Regions from separate parts of the Homo sapiens genome. Here region 2 is linked to region 1. Evidence: chromatin loops called from intact Hi-C (ENCODE). Cell type or tissue: K562. All regions are shown on one strand. Links, peaks and the distances in the headings refer to the core of each region. The heading gives the core; the rest is flanking DNA. Region 1 overlaps DCHS2 (dachsous cadherin-related 2). Region 2 has its middle 5.8 kb from the start of FGG.

Region 1 (8,000 bases), core at 1-8,000:
ATTGAGCGAGGTAAACATTTGTCATTTCTGTGGTTATACAGCATCCTGAGTTTAGGAGAAGAAATTGAGCATGATCAGCTGAGGCTTTTCTGGGATTTTTCTTTTCAGATCTGGTCTGCCTTAAGAAGATTTGAACTCTTTCTTAAATGTAAGTCTTATGTCTTCCTTGTTCAATACTTTATTCTCAGCAGTAGAAGTGTACCTGGCACATAATAGGTACTCAATATATATAGAAGAAAAGAAGAAACAAAGGAAGGGAGGGAGGGAGGGAAAAATGGGAGATGGAAGGAAGGGTGGGGGAAGAAGGAAGGAATTGAACAATTTCTGATGTCTGCCACATGGTACAGGTTCTGCCCAGAAAAGAGAGGCCTTCAGTTGACCAGTAATTTTGTCTAATGCAAGGGTGGAGTATGAATAAGCCCACTTGGCCACCAATTAAAAGTCCATTCTCTAATCAGCTCTAACAGTACTGATGATGGCATTATAACTCCAATTTGTTGACACCTAAAATCTCTTAACTGGCTCTGAATTCAGGAAGGGAAAGAGTTTATTGAGCTCCCAATGCCAACACTTTGTGCTCAAAGTTTCAACGGTGTCTCTAACCTCCTTTATAGCCTATTCTCTTTTATTTTTTGCAATGCCTGTTCCTGCCAAAATACACAATCCACTGTTTCACACACTCCTCACTCCAGTGTTTGCCTCATGGTGTTCTCTTTGCATGAAATTCCATTTCCCACTCTACTTCAGTATAACAAAATGCTACTCATAATTCATTTATTTGAATACAAAGGCCCAATGCAATTTTTACCACTCCCAAAACTCTTCCCAGATGCCCGCAGCTGAGGTAATCTTCCCTTCCTCTGAATTCTCAGCGCTACTTCTCTGTATCATTCTGATAGTGACCATCTCCTATTTGATTTACTTATATATCCTAAACCTTCCTGATATAACTTCTTCAAACAGAATCTGAAGGAATTGGTAGGAATAATAGCCTAAGACAAGAAAGGCATCCTTGTTGAAATCAGCCTGAGCAAAAAGTAAGACCCATGAATGTCTAACTCATGTTCATGTGGAGTGCAGGAAGCACAGGGGCATGTAATATAAGCTAAGAGCAGAAAAGGACACCGCACTAATCTAATTATACTAATTCTAATGACAACAGAAAGCCAACATAAGTCAGCATGGGAAAGAGACATAAACAGTAACATGGGCAAGCATTTATCAGGCTAAACAGATTCTTACATATTTGTCAAAATCTATTTCATTCACACATACCATTTGGGCTAAGACTTACTGAGTGATTGTTTTCTCTATTTCTTTTCTTAACTTCTTTTACAAATTAGGCCAAAAGTTTGAAGTAAGTTTAGTCTAGGTCTAGAATACCTATTCTGTATTTGAAAAGAGAGCCCATTTGTATACCTGAAATTGACCCAATTTAGGATATGGGCTCAATTTAAGTAAAATATTGCATCATATTAAATAAAAAAGTTCACTTATACTTCTCATGCTTCTTACCAAATACTACTTGCTTTTTCACAAAACTGTGACACCCTTTAATTACAAGATACCGTGTCCCTGGTTTTTCTAGACAACAATCCCTCCTTAGTGGGTACCTTTTCCCTACTTTTTTAACCTGACTGTGCCTAACAGTCTGAGTTTTACCCATTCCATAGTTAATTCTCCCAAGGACAGGCAAAGAATTGACTTTTTACAAGTTCACTTTAAAAAATGGCACTTCCTGAGACCCAGATTTCCCATTTGTCAATGAATTCCGAAGGGCTCCTTTCAGAGCAACAGCTTCTCAAAATGAGGAGATGAGGGAGGTGGTTGAGCAGTAGTTTTTTCTTCCTCTCATTCCCCCAAAAATGAATAATGAAAACCTGGCACAAAATCTCAGAATATCTGCTCATCTCTGTGTTGGGTAGAGTAAACCTACAAAGAAGGAAAATGGCAAGTGAGGGGAGAGTTTGAAGGCATAAAAAGAAAGAGTTAATAAATAGACCAAGGACTGAGACTGGAAAAGGAGACAATAATGGGCATGAAAGTAGATACACTTTGTTTTTGTTTCTGTTTTGGCTTTAAGGAGGAAAAATCCCATCTGGTACATGTTTATCTTCTATGTTTTCTAAGAGATTCTGAAATCTATGTCGCCATAAGGCCTTACACTATGATCAATGGATATTTGTTGATTTCATTTTAATTTCATTCAAATCAAGAATTGTACCCATAAATTCTCTCCATGCCCTTATAGGGGTAGAAAAGAGGAGTTTGAATCCTGGGTTCACCATGTACAAACTTTATCAAAGTTAATTAGCCACTTCCCAGGGTCGCAGCAAAGATTCAGTGAAATAACGTGCAGAAAGTGTCCAATGCCTGACATATATTAAGCACTCAACAAAACATAGTTACTGTTATTATTCTTGTTCTCATTTTCCTTCCAACTTCCCTGTCTTTAAAGAACACAGCCCCAGCCCTTTGACTGTGACACTATGGTTCCATAATTCTCAACCACCACACCTCAACACATCATTGTTGGGATCAGCAATGAGGTATGCCTCAACTAATGTGCTTATGATATAGAATAACTTCCAAAATTTTTGAATGGTTTTTTGGAAAATAAATGTTATTGAATTCCTATCCCTATAAAGCTATCCCCATGATAATATCACTCTTAGTCATTTACATTCCAGTGAGCTCTCAAGTAGGACCTTCTCCCCCAAACTTACTGCCGGCCCTAACCAATAAAGTCACATTTACTATATAAAGAGACTTAAGTCTCCATTCCTATTTAGAACTAAGATCTGAGTCTAAATCTGCATAAGCAAAAACTCACTAAGTTATTCTACTAAATAGAGGATTACAGGTCTATATCCCTCCAGCCAAAACATTGGCAGAGGCTTTAAAAGGACAGTTTTTTCTTTGACATGCTCAAATTAGGCAGGACCCTGCTCCCCATCACCCCCGCCTTCTCACTAGGTCTAAGGGAAAATGGGAACAGTACGATCAGCACGAGCCCTCCGTGTCTGTGGGCTTTTTCCATGCCTCCAAAAAACATCATCTTAAGAGGAGATTTGGAGTTTCATGAACAATTTCATGATATCTGTCTTCTGGGAGAATTGGAAACAGAAACTGAGCTGTAAATGCTAGACTGTCATGCCTGAGAGCAACTTCCATTTTCCATTCTGGATTGGTTTTAAAATATGGTATCATTCCCAGAACCTTTAAGAATAATTCAACTTTTACCTACCCACCCTCTCCCTTTGCTTTTAATCGTTCCCCCAAATCAGATGCCACGCAAGAGTTTAACATTCAAATCTGCCAAAAAATATAAAAAACTAGTGAGTACAAATCTGTTAAGAGTTAGAGACAGTTTATGGAAATACATATTTTAAGTACTCTGCATTAAAAAGAAAGAGCACATTATCTGAGACATGCCTCACTGGTGACCCCAACAACGATGTGTTGAGGCGTGGTGATTCAGAACTACAGAACTACACAGTATGACCATAGAGGGCTGGAGGTAATGGCTAAAAACAGGAAAGTGGGAAGGAAAATGAGAACTGCGAATAATAAAGTAAGTTTCATTGAGTGCTCACTTGCAAGTGAACATCATCTTGTTTTTGTTTGGAGTTGCTATCTTTAATATTTCAAGGAAATACAAGACCAGCAGAGGGAGTTGGTGACAAAGGGATTCATGCACCAAAGCAGAATCCGAAACCAATGTTGGTCTATAGTGGCTGAGGAATAAAGAAAGTAAATTCCAGCAGCTCCCGGAACATTCTGCTGAGGTTTTCACAGCATTTCAAGTTGCTTCAGAACAGCAAGGGAAACCTAGGGGGATCCCTCTGGGAGCAAACGAATAGAGAGGATATGCTACGCTGCTGTGAATGAGCTGTGAGAGGGCATAAATCCATAGGGCATTTCGCTCTGTTCAAGCAACCCATGATGGAATCACCAGGATTCTTCACATATAAATCCAGAGTAAGATTTTCCTTTAAAAGTAAGTAGGCTTTCACGGCCGGGCGCGGTGGCTCATGCCTGTAATCCCAGCACTTTGGGAGGCCGAGGCGGGCGGATCACGAGGTCAGGAGATCGAGACCATCCTGGCTAACACGGTAAAACCCCGTCTCTACTAAAAATACAAAAAATTAGCCGGGCGTGGTGGCGGGTGCCTGTAGTCCCAGCTACTCGGGAAGCTGAGGCAGGAGAATGGTGTGAACCCGGGAGGCGGAGCCTGCAGGGAGCCGAGATTGCGCCACTGCACTCCAGCCTGGGCAACAGAGCGAGACTTCGTCTCAAAAAAAAAAAAAAAGGAAGTAGGCTTTCAAGACTAGCCCTTATTGTTTGATGATATAAGGACCCCTGCAGAATGTCTTTCCAGGGTCCTTCTCATCCAGGAAATCAGAAATGTACACTACACTCTTCAGTAACCACCCATCGACCCTCGCCCCCCATGCTGTAAGGGTGGTTGAGTTATTTGATGATTAAATGAGAGTTGGATGCTACCTGACACCCTTGCAAATCAGAGTCCTCATACAACTAGCCTCGGTATAGTGACACTTTCAAAAGCAATAGGAACCTACTCTGAACACCAAAAAGAAGAATGCGGCTCTTCACTTCGGGTTTTCTTGAAGGGATAATGAGAATCTATATGCTGCTTCAAACAAATAAAACTTCCTTAAAATCTGCCTTAGACATCCTTCTCTTTCCTCTAAGGTTTCACACTCATGCTAGCTACAAAATCCCTCCCTCTCTCTCATGTAACGTTGCACACATTCGCTCTTTTTTTACCCTGTCCCCACCAGTTTGCTCTCTGTCCACCTACTCCATGCTCCCAACTTGGGAACTGCCAACTGCATGCAGTTCCAGAAAATTAAGAAGTCCACTCTCTCAGCCAAGCCTTTTCTCATCACTTTCATTGCAGTAAATTTATATTCAGAGTTATGCAATGACCCTAAGGTATAGTTAGATGAGTTTTGAAATGTGTATGTGCAATCAACACACCAATCAAAATAGAGAACATTTAAATCAGCCCAGAAGGCTTCCTTGTTCCTCCTCCCAGTCACTCCCACGCCCCTAAGCAACCACAGCTTTCATTTCTATCACCATAGATTAATTTTGCTCGTCCTTAACTTTACATAATGAGATCACACATGTGCTTTTTTGATTCTTTTTTCATTCAACATAAGTTTTTTGAGATTCATCCCTATTGTTTCATGTTTTAGTAGTATTCTATTAACTCTATACACCATAATTTATTTATCCATTCACCACGGACATCTGTTATTTCCATTTTGGAGTGACTATGAGTGAAGCTGCCATGAATATTATCGCATGAGTCTTTTTGCAGACATGTTTTCATTTTGGGGGGGTAAAAATCTAGGAGCAGAATTGGAGGGTCATAGGGTACCCATCTAACTGCTACAGAAACTACCAAAACACTTCTAAGTATTTTACCAGTAACATATGAGTTCCAGCTGCTGCTCCACATCCTCATCAACATTGGTGTTATCAGACTATATTCTTCCAATATGTAGCAGGCCTTTTTATTTTCTTAATGATGTCTTTTGATGAGCAAATTTTTTAAATTTTGATGAAGTTCAATTTTAGCAGTCTTCTTTTTCTTTTATGGTCTGGGCATTTTGTTTCCTCTCCAAGAAATACTTTTATCTCAAAAACTGCACTGTCTCAAAAGTGCCAATGGTGGCCAGGTGTGGTAGCTCACGCCTGTAATCCCAGCACTTTGGGAGGCCAAGGCGGGTGGATCACTTGAGGTCAGGAATTCAAGACCAGCCTGGTCAACGTGGTGAAACCCCATCTCTATTAAAAATACAAAAAATTATTCTGGCATGGTGGTGCGTGCCTATAGTCCCAGCTACTCGGGAAGCTGAGGCAAGAGAATCGCTTGAACCCAGGAGGTGGAGGTTGCAGTTAGCTGAGATCATGCAACTTCACTCCAGCCTGGGCAACTGAAAAGAAAAAGTGCAATGGTATTCTGCTGTGTTGTCTTCTAGAAGCTTTGAAGAAACTTTTAATCTTGGGTCTATAAGCAATCTCAAATTAATTTTCATGTACAGTGTGAGATTGTAAAGTTTTTCCCCAAACAGATGTCCAATCATTCCAGAATGATTTATTGAAAAGACTTTCTTTTTACCACTAAATTGCCCTGGTACCCTTGTCAAAACTCAATGTGAGGATATCTTTCTGCACTCTAATTCTGTTCCACTGAATTATTTGTCTTTCTTAATGCTTATTCTGCACTCTCTTGATTAATATAGCTTTATACAAGGTTTTAAATCAAGTAGGGAAAGTTCCCCATCTCCCAACCCCCAAATGTTTGGCTGTCCTAGATCCACTATATTACCATATAGATTTTAGAATCAACTCACAACTTTTATAAAATGAGCTTGTTGGAAATGTCAATTGGGACAGTGATAAAGGTATAGATCAATTTGGGAAGTAGTGACATCTTAAAAGTACTAAGTATACCATATTAGTCTGTTCTCACACTGCTAACAAAGACATACCTGAGACTGGTATACAGGAAGGAGGCTTAATGGACTCACAGTTCCACATGGATGGGGAGGCCTCACAATCAGGTCAGAAGGTGAATGAGGAGCAAAGTCCCATCTTACATGGCAGCAGGGACTTGCCTTGTCTCAAATGAGGGTTTGGACTTGGACTTCTGAGTTAATGCTAGAATAAGTTAAGACTTTGGGGAACTGTTGGGAAGGCGTGCTTTGTTTTGAAATGTGGGGACATGAGATTTGGGGTGGGGACACAGCCAAACATATACACTAATGCATGAACATTATATACCTCTCCATTTATTTAGATCTCCTTTATTTTCTCTCAGCAGAATTTTGTAGTTTCCAGTGTACAAGTCCTCGTGCATTTTATTAAATTTATTCTTAGTTATCTGATTTTTGATACTATTTAACAACTCAATTTTTAAAATTTCATTTACTACTTTTATGCTAACATATAGAAAAACAATTGCTTGTGGTATATTGACCTTGTATCCTCACATTTTGCTAAATTCACTTATTTGTAAATTATTATAGATTACTTAGGCTTTTCAACATAATCATGTCATCTGTGACTAAAGATTATTTTATTTTATCCTTTCCAATATTTTGCCTTTTATTTCTTTTCCTTGCCTTACTATTCTGACAAGGACCTTCATATTACAATACTGATTAGAAGTGGTGAGAAAAGCACATTTTTCTTTTTCCTAATCTTAGGAGGAAAGCATTTAGTGTTTCATGTAAGTATAAAATTAGCTATAAATTTTGGGTAGATGCCCTTATTAGGTCCTATTTTCAGTTTGTTGACAACTGTTTTATTTTAATCTCAAATAAGTGTTGTTTTTTCAAATACTTTTGCTGCATTTATTTAGATGATTATATAAATTTTTCTCTTTTTTTCTAGTAATGTGGCTAATTTACATTGATTTTCAAATGTTGAACCACTTATATTCCTGGGATAAACTCCGCCTGGTTTTATGATCCTTTTCATACATGATTGGATTTGATTTCCTAATATTTTACTGAGGATTTTTATGTCTATGTTCATTAGAGATACTGGCTGTAATTTTGTTTACCTGTAATGCTTTGATCATGTTGTGATATTAGGATGATCCTGGCCTTATAACATGAGTTGGGAAACATTCCGTCGCCCTATATTTTCTGAGTTTGTCTGACATTAGTACCAGTAAACTATTTGGGCCTGGTATTTCAAGGAAAAAGAGTGGGTAATTATTAAAAATTCTATGTCTTAAGTAGATACAGAGCTATTGTGATTTTTCATTTCTTTTTGTGTCAGTTTTGTAAACTTGGTTATTTGTCCATTTCATGTAAGTTGTCAAATTTACTGAAACAAGTTTACATACCCTTTTTAAGGTATGTGGGATCTGCCATTATATCCTCACTTTCATTCCTGCTATTAATAACTTATCTTCCCTCTCTTTTTTTCTTGATAATGCTTGCTACGGGCTTATC
Region 2 (9,195 bases), core at 591-8,590, 220 kb after region 1:
TCCATCTTTTCCACTCAGCTAATCAGTTGTCAATCAAGTCAGTTGAATTAAACATTTAAGTATTAGTATTCTTTCAAACAGCTCTACCTCAGATAGCATTTGTAGCAACCTTATATTATATGTATACATGCTGTATCCACTGCATTAGATTGTAAACTGATTTCTGTGGCTACGGCATCTAACATATATAGCTGTACTTAACATAGTTGTAGTTAACACTCAATAACTATGTAATGACTTGAATCAGTTGCCTCTGTGAAGAAGAATGGGATGCAGAGGTGGAGGACAGGATTGGAAAAAAAGGCTTTATTTTTCTCTGTAAACTTTCTATATTTAGAATGTTGAATGTATATAAATATTATCTACTAAAATATATATAATGAAAATATGTAATTATTGATCATTCACAAAGATTTACATAGTACACTGATAATTACATCTTGCTAACTTTTTAATATGATTTGAACATGAAAGGTGACTCAGGCATTGCCTTTGCCTTCAAGAAGTGTGTAGCTCAATTGGAGAATGTATAAATAAATAGTTGTTAAGGCTCTGGAGTCCATCTCCCTAGGTTTGAGTCCCATCTTTACAATTTACTGGCTGTGTGATTCAGTACAAGTTACTCAATCTCCTTGAGTTCCATTATCCATGTCAGTAAAAGAGAGATAATACTTATGATATGGTATTTACTTAATAGGGCTATTACTAAGATTTAGTGGGATAATGTGTTGAGCACATTACCCAATTCATGGTAAGTGTTAAGTAAATGTTTGTAAGGTTTATGAATTACCAAATATATTTGGTATAAAATCTATGTAAATAGGAAACTCTTTTAATAGAGCTATTATTGGTAGATTTGGTTCACAGGGAACAAGCTTTGTTGTTCTAGCTACAGAAATTCTCTTTAATAAAAAATCTGTTGCAACTAACTGCAGTCTCCTTCTGTAAGATTCCCCAGAGAAGAAAGCACCTGGTCGTTTAGTTTAGGAAATTCTATCCAAATTGATTTTACCAATCAAAGATCAAATGATAATATAAATGGATTGCATGCCTTGTGAGAAGGTATACTTCCTATCTGTAAGAATGTTCAAGCAAAGTGTGTTTAGACAGAGCATGTCTTTGTGGTTCTTTTTGCTGAAGACCATAAAATATTAGTTTGTTGAATTTAGGGTAACAATTCATGCAGCCACAGGTTGGGTTCTGAGCTCCTTAATGTCATAAAGTTTCATTGGTTGTGTTAAGATATATAATATTCACAAAGTTGATAAACATTTAAATTGAGGACATTAGAAATTCTATCTTATCCCATTTTAGAAGTGGAATACTTGTATTACAGGCTTTTAACTGACTTATATTGGAATCCAGATGTGTTATCACAATTTTAGAGAAAATAATTTCCTTTTACTACAATCTCAAGTCCTAAATCCAAATCATATAAGACAAGATGCTTGCTCTCTGAGAAAAAAAAATGGTCAACAGTGATTTAGCGGTCTACATTGGCCCTGCATTCAATCTAGTATCACTTAGGTTTATTAAATTTTAACTAGTTTTTTCATGTTTGGGCCAATTTTTTCTTTGAAAAATGATAAATGATTGATGAATTCCAGGAATGAAGAATGTTTCTTAAATCACAGTTCTTCTACTTCCAGGTATGTTTTTTGAGATAATAGCATAGGTAGTATTTAAGCCAAAATAATCATTTACTGTAACTCTGAGGTCAGTGGGCTTGTTTATTGAAATAATAATGTCCCAAATTCCCTATCGTCCAACCGTTTGTGTTCTGATTTGAAAACACAAATCTACAGCTAACAGTCTTCGTGTATATTGGTAATTTACTCTGTGAGCCAAGTCTGTTACATTCATCTTTGCTCCAAAATTATTTGCTGAATTTAAATTTGATTATGTAGAAGACTTCTTGACCTAGTGACAAATGATATAGCCCTAAGGAATAATAGAAAGAACTACCAATTTTGAGCATCTTCTTTATGCTAGATATTATGTGGTAGTATAGTTTTTGTTGTCATGTATATTCTCTCATTTAATCCTCACCACAAGCCTAGGAAGTAGATATAATTACCTGTATCTTATAATGAAAAAAGAAAGGCCTAGAGATGTTGTGTAACATATGCAGGGTCAGTGTGCCAGAACAGGAACTCAAACCCATGGGGCCCAATGCCTGTGCTCTTAACCATGAATCTTAATACAACCATGAAGCCCTTCTTAATTTAAAATAATACACAGATACAAGGTGTTATGAGACTCAAAGTTATTCACTGATAGAATGGATTTTAAAGATGTGTGTGTGCATCTACATAACTGTGTGCATGATTATTTGAACACACATTTACATCTATCTACCAACTTATCTATCTTCTTCTCTGGGTTAGAGACAAGATTTTGTGAATGATCTTTTACAGTCTTTGAGTATTTCTCAAACCTAGATTTGTGTTGTTTTATGATTAGCTTGTGTTTATGGTCCTTTTTTTTTTTTCTCTCTCTTTAGAGATGCAGCCTAGCTTTGTTGCTCAGTCTGGCCTCAAACTGAACTGCTGGGCCCAAGTGATCCTCTTGCCTCAGCCTCCTGAGTAGCTCGGACTATGGGCACGTGCCAATGCACCTGGCTTCAGTCCAATTTTAGATGGAAGCAGTTTTTCAATGCTAACTGCATGGTTCAAGTTTAATAGGACTTGATAAATTGAATTCCATCAGTAAGTTAAAGGGAGAGACAGCCACTGCGTGGTCAAGGAAGCTCAAATCAATGGCGACAATGATATATCTGTTTTTCTAACAAGTAAACCATTTCTAGATCTAAGCTAAATTTATAGCCTGAACCCTCAGAACTGGATTTCCTAAAAACTGGCAGAAAGAAAATGACCTATTGGCATACTGAAAGCCAGTCCAACCTAATAGTAAAAATATCCCATTAAGGGCAACAGAGTTGTCTGTTAGAATATTTGCTTTGTGTATAAAAATAGCCCAGGGAAAGTGAAAACGCAAAAGTTTCTTGGTAGTCTGTGAACAATGTGCTTTTAGTTTCACTATGTAAATCAAAGACAAAAACAACATTGGGCACAAGTAAAATGGACTCCCTCACTGGCAGCAGAACAGCACCCACAGGTTGAGTTTTGCACTTCTTAACTTCATAAAGTTTCATTACATGTGTCATTTGGGGGATCTGTCCTAGCGGCAGGGATGTTGAAAAATCTCTGCTGTGATTGGAATTTAGGAAATAAAGTACTGGGTGCCTAGAGAAAGAAGGATTATCCCATTGGCAATTACAGAGGCCAAAGAGGCTGGAAATTAGCCATTTTTAATACTAGTTTGAGACTAAGGAATGATCTGAGGTGCCCTGGATTGAGACAAATTGAACAGAGAAGTTGGATTTAAGTGTTTTGCTGTGCCACATTGGTATCTGCTACTGGTTTGTTTGTGTTTTTCCATCTTTGTGTAATCTACGATTTTAAATCTCTCACCCCATGAAAGAATTTTCATGACTAAATATGATTAGCAGGAGATTTACAAGAGCAAATGAGTTTGGGGGGAAAAATAAACCACCACCAACCAAGGGGCCAAGTTATATTCACAAGAATGTGCTCCGGAAAGAAGAAACTTTTTAAGCCTTTGAGTAGAAATACTGGCCTATGTTGAAAGTGGACAGGCCCCTGTTTGAGAAAAACTGTAGTTATTTTGTCATATAAACTATCTTTGGAGGAATATATATATATTTCTAAAGAAGGAGAGAAAATAAGAAGAACAGAGAATGCTATCAGATCATCAAAGCAATTCAGTCATCTTATCTAGCTTAACGCACACATTTGCTTTAACCTGCAATTTTGAATGAGGACAAACAAAACATTTATAAGATTTAGATCTTTGTTTTAAATTCTAACTACTTGGGTTAGTTTATTGTCTTAGTGTAATTGCACTATAGTCCTTTCAAAGTTAAATCCATATAGGATTTGCTGTGTACAAAGGCTAACTTTCTATTGACATTTTGAAGGACTTTGCTTCATCCATGAAAGGTGACATATCTCTGTCTTCTTCAAGTGTAGATTTCTGTGTATACTTTACCTTGAGTGGTGGAGCAGTGACCTCTACTAAGTAAACAAAGATACGATTTGCAAAACCAGATTAAGTCAAAGACCCAAATATTTATTGAATGTTGTGCAAGAAAGCCTAGAGTGTAAATCACACTCTTGATGGATAACACTATGGCTGCAAGTTACCGAAGAATGGTCTGGCTTCAGGGCTGACCAGAGCAAGCTCATTCACAAAGAAACAAGGTTAGGTCAAAATTTAGAACACTGCATTTTACCTTTTATAAACAGCAGAGAGGAAATTCTGTTGACCAAGATCCAGGAAACCGATTGCTTAATTATGCATCCTTCTGCGTCGGAAAACTACCTGATATTTACATATCAATACTTCCTGTGGATCTCACTATGCTTTATAAGGTTAATTTCCTCATTAGTACTTTATTGATATTTAATACTACATCATCTAATTATGGCTATGGAAGGCCCCATACCCCTCCTCATATTAACCTGATATGTTAAGCCATTTCTAGCTCTGACCGAGAAACTTTATAGAATTTATCTAGGATAATATCTAAAATAATGCTGAATCAAATATGCACCACAAAATTTGGCTGCCGGGTAACTGCACACTGTCCCATGGTGTTCCTCTGCTGGATGCTCAGATCAAAGTGGTCATTCACTTAGTAAATACATATTGGGCATATACTATTTGCCAGGCCCTGTTCTACACAATGAACCAAAGTCGCTGCTGATAAGTTTACATTCTAGTGGAGAGAAAGAGGATATAAACAAAATATTATATAATGTCAGTTGGTGACACGGGCTGTGAACAAAAATGAAGAAGGATTAAGGAAATGAAAGACTAGAGGAGGTGCTGTTTTAGATATGGTGGTCGGGCAGCACTCTAGGTTAAGGTGACATTTGCTGGGTTTCTGGTGAGGCTAGTTACAAAGCTCATGGCTGGCTCACTATTGCCACCTGCAGGCCCCAATACATCTGGAGGATGAATGATTTAAAGCCAACAGACACATATTTTTTCATTTAGAGCTGTCAGAGATTTGACAAGTGTAGGTAAGTAATAGAATGAGAAGTATACTAAGAGAGGAACACTGCGCAAGTTAGCCAGAAAATACCACAATGACCATCTACACATTACTATTGAGCTTGCGAGTTATGCCATTCTCTTCATCAAAATCCTCTGAGGAATTCCCATTTCCTGTCTAATTAAATATAAACTTCTCAGCCTTGTATTTAAGCTTCTCCAAAAAAAAAAGGCCAATATAACTTGTTAGGTATATCTTATAAATTGGATTGAGGTAGCATATCCCATAAAATTTCAAAATTTTGCCTTCATGAGGCTGACATAAAAGGTATTTTAATTATTATACAATTATTATTATATAATACCTTAATTAAATACCTTCATAATCATATAATAATACCTTAATTAAAGTAAATTTTATGTAAGCCTCATGAAGGCAAGGATTTTTAATCTGTTATTATCTGTGGTGCTTGATCAATGCACCCAATAAATATTTGTTGAGTGAATAAAATATATTTTACTAAAATATTAAGAATTACTAAATATTACTAAAACACTAACATAAAATACTAAAATGCAGTTTGAGGCAGAGAACATGACCATTAAGCAGATAACAAAATCATTCAAGAAAAGGAAATACACCCATTTCAAAACCATCTGTTTCAGAGCAAAAATCTGTAGCAAGGCAATCAGATCTCACAGTGTGGGTCAGTGATAGAGCTGATGGAGAGTACTGGGGAGGGACCACGGTGATCCTCCTGACTCCATTTGAGTGGATCAGGAGAGGAGCAAGACATTCACCGTGATTTTTTGACTGAAGGAAACTTTATATGTATTTAATTTTTGGAAAACTAAAGCAAAATTGTGTCACATTTTAAAACAACTCCAAGTTTGAATGATAAACATAAAATAGAGTGGGCAAGTCCTAGAATATCACAACACTAGGAGGAATTGCCTAGAGCCATTGGTCACTGTTTCTCCTGATTTGCTTTATAAACTATAAGGAGAGAAAGCTCCACATAGGCCTCTGAACCACTCCTGCTTGACTGGAACAGGTGGGCTGCCCTAACCAAACAGTACAACTTTAACAAAGGTCAGTCAAATCCTAGAAGATAGGGAAATGAGGGAGTTTATAGCATTGTGTTGTGCATATTCTCTAGAATACGCAGAACTAGGGCTAGAATGTGTCATAGAGAAAGCCAAGTAACCTTCACCTGGCCCTTTCCTTAGGTTTGTCTGTCTTGGTCCCATGCTTTAGCTCAGCTCACTCAGCTGTGCTCCAAGTCAGCAAGTGGTCATGACCTACATTTGGGACACTATTGCAGGACCTTGTGTCACCCACTGCACTCCATTTCTCAACTAGAATTTGCCACTGGGCCTCAGGCTGCCACAGCCTATGGTTACTGTCAGGAAATGCACCAGTGCATTCCAGCCTGGCCCCAGCACCCAGCCCTACTTAGGTTTGTTGTGGTCCCTTCTTTCTCCATTCAGGAATCCCTCTCTACTTCCTGCTCTCCCAATGACAGGATCTGGTAAACTCATATGAAGTAAGGTAGGAAAGACTGAGCTCGCCTAAGGTATTACTTCTACCAAGACTGAAATTTAAACTTGAGAAAAACCCGGAAACTGAAGACATCAGAATCTAAAAAGAGAATTTTACAAAACAGTCAGCTATTAGAAGAGAATTATGGGATCAAATACAAATTAGGTAACTAAGAGAAGTTGTATAAAGCCATTTAATGACGTAAAGACGTTTTATTTCTATTTTAAGTACTTAGAATTTCTTCTAAGCGACTATTTCTTAAAATGCTCCTTAGATTACTCTGTTTCACTTTGTTAAAAATGTTAGGTTCCTCAGCCCCTTTCCAGATCTACCGAAGAAGAGTATCTGGGAGTGGACCCCAAGAATCTTCATTTTATTAACAAACTTCCCCAGATGATTATTATACACAGTAAAATAGGACAACCACTGCCCTACACAGGAGAGTAACCATACCTGCTTTACCTAAGAAGGCCTTATTTCCATTAGACAATCTCAAATCTTGTATACTTCCTCTTTGTTAGAGTATTTAATACTGAAGATATGCCATAATCATTTCTTGTTGCAAAAAGAATTTAAAAACCAACGGTATCAGTTTTTTTCTATTGAAGTTTAAAATTAGATTTTGGTAATTCAGAAACAAAAAGACAAATACAGCATGTTCTCAGTTATAAGTGGGAGCTAAAAATCTGCACACATGCACATACAGAGTGGATTAATAGACACTGGAGACTCCAAAGGGTGGGAGGGTCGGAGAGGGGTCAGGGATGAGAAATTACCTATTGAGTACATGTACATCATTCCGATGATGGTTACACTAAAAGCCCAGACTTCACCACTAAACCATATATCTGTGTAACAAAACTGCACTGGTAACCCCTAAATCTATGAAAATAAAAAACAAAACAAAAACAAAATAGATTGTGGATAATCCAGTTTAATGATGCATATTGCTTTATTGATGAATATGGCATCAATGCTGCCCAAAGAATAAAAAGTAGACTGGCCCCAAGCCCCAGTGCCTTAACACATTACAGAAGTAGGTGTTCAAGAAATTCAATCGCTTTACAGAAATAGAATAGAAAGGACTTAGGGAAAGACTGAATGAACACGTAGGAGAGGGGTAAAAGTTTCACAGATAATAACTCTGAGAAACAGTAAATATGGGAGAACACTAACATGAATAGGAAAACAAGAAGAGGAACTGGTCTGCTGAAGAGAGAAAATGAAGAGTCCAATTTCCAACATTTTAAGTTTGGATGGGAGTGAGACCTGTAAGAGGAGATGGCGTCAGAATGCTGGAGATGATAGAGCTTTGGGAATGAGAACTAGTGGTGAGCTGATGGAGGGTGAAGTGAGTTTCCAAGGAGAAAACAACCTGAGGACAGAATGTGGACTGAATTTAAGAGCTGGCAGAACAGGCAGAGAGGGGAAGAATGGCTCTGACTCTACCTCATGGCCCTGTGCCTACACAAAAGCCAAAGACTTTCATATCTCCAAATGACACCGCTTGGATGTGATTTAGCTGTTTATCTGTGTCTTGGAATGCTTTCAAATGAAAGAATTATAAACAGTATTTTATATATATATACACAGATATATGTATACACATTATATATACATATACATACATATGAAACCTTTGCTGTTAGATATGTCAGATAATACAGAATGAGTGGTAATCATTTAACACATTTCATGTTCTGTGGTGCCAGAAATGGGTAGGCTGTCTAGTAAATAGATTTTGTTAATTAGTACATTCTGTGATATAATCTAGTTGTGCTGAATTTCCTGAGATGCTTGGAGGAAACTGTTGGATTTCATTGTGAATGGATTTTTATGTTGCATATGTCATTACAGATTTTGATGAATACATAGGGTTTATTAGGGCTAATTCAAACCAAAATTCAAATAATTTAGAAATATAGTACTCTATTCTAGCTGGGTGCTGTGGCTCACGCCTGTAATCCCAGTATTTTGGGAGGCTGACGTGGGAGGATTGCTTAAACCCAGGAGTTCAAGACCAGCATGGGCAACAAAACGAGACTACAAAAAGTAACAAAATTAGATGGGCGTGGCAGTGTGTGCTTGTGGTCCCAGCTACACAGGAGGCTGAGACAGGAGGATTCCTTGAGCCCAATAGGTCCAGGCTGCAGTGAACTGTGTTTGAATCACTGCATTGCTTTTCAGAGCCTGGGTGATAGAGTGAAACCCTGTCTCAACTTTGTCTCAAAAAAAAAAAAAAAAAAGACAAGAAAAGAACTGTATTTTAAGGCACTTTGTTGGAAGCCCAGTCCTCTCTAATGGTTAGTGTAATACAGCCACCTGCTGGTGAAGTTATTGCTAGACAGCAACAGCCACTTCTGTGGATACACCTGTGCACTCAAATTGCCACATAGATTCTTGTAGATTAAATATCCCCCACCTATTCTTTTTGTATGTGTGTAAGTTCTTATCCATATGTTAGGTTTCTCTGTTTTTGTGCTGAAGGGGTGGTGAAGTAGATATTTTTCTTAGTGTCAGTCAACAGCATTTGAAATGGGTCCTCAGGTCAAAATCTGAAATTCAGAATTTGG

What was found. A loop is a pair of places that touch in the nucleus more often than their neighbours do. Peaks named below come from ENCODE experiments on the same cell type or tissue, not always from the same donor. Only the 100,000 strongest peaks of a DNase experiment are listed, where the experiment ranks them.
Region 2: it touches region 1 in a loop (9-fold over the local background); 6 of 110 quality-filtered maps call a loop at or near these places.

The regions. Positions count from the first base shown.
Region 1 is chr4:154,396,006-154,404,005 of GRCh38, forward strand. The region is part of intron 1 of DCHS2 (dachsous cadherin-related 2); the gene reads right to left. Among named protein-coding and RNA genes, the nearest start is that of DCHS2, 92 kb to the right of the region's middle. In K562, for the core only: a CTCF peak has its summit at 3,678 (motif pointing right); a DNase peak (open chromatin) is centred at 3,686.
Region 2 is chr4:154,613,894-154,623,088 of GRCh38, forward strand. No RefSeq gene overlaps it. Among named protein-coding and RNA genes, the nearest start is that of FGG, 5.8 kb to the left of the region's middle. RefSeq lists an enhancer at 2,963-3,112. In K562, for the core only: a CTCF peak has its summit at 5,023 (motif pointing left); a DNase peak (open chromatin) is centred at 5,018; H3K27me3 peaks cover 414 bases.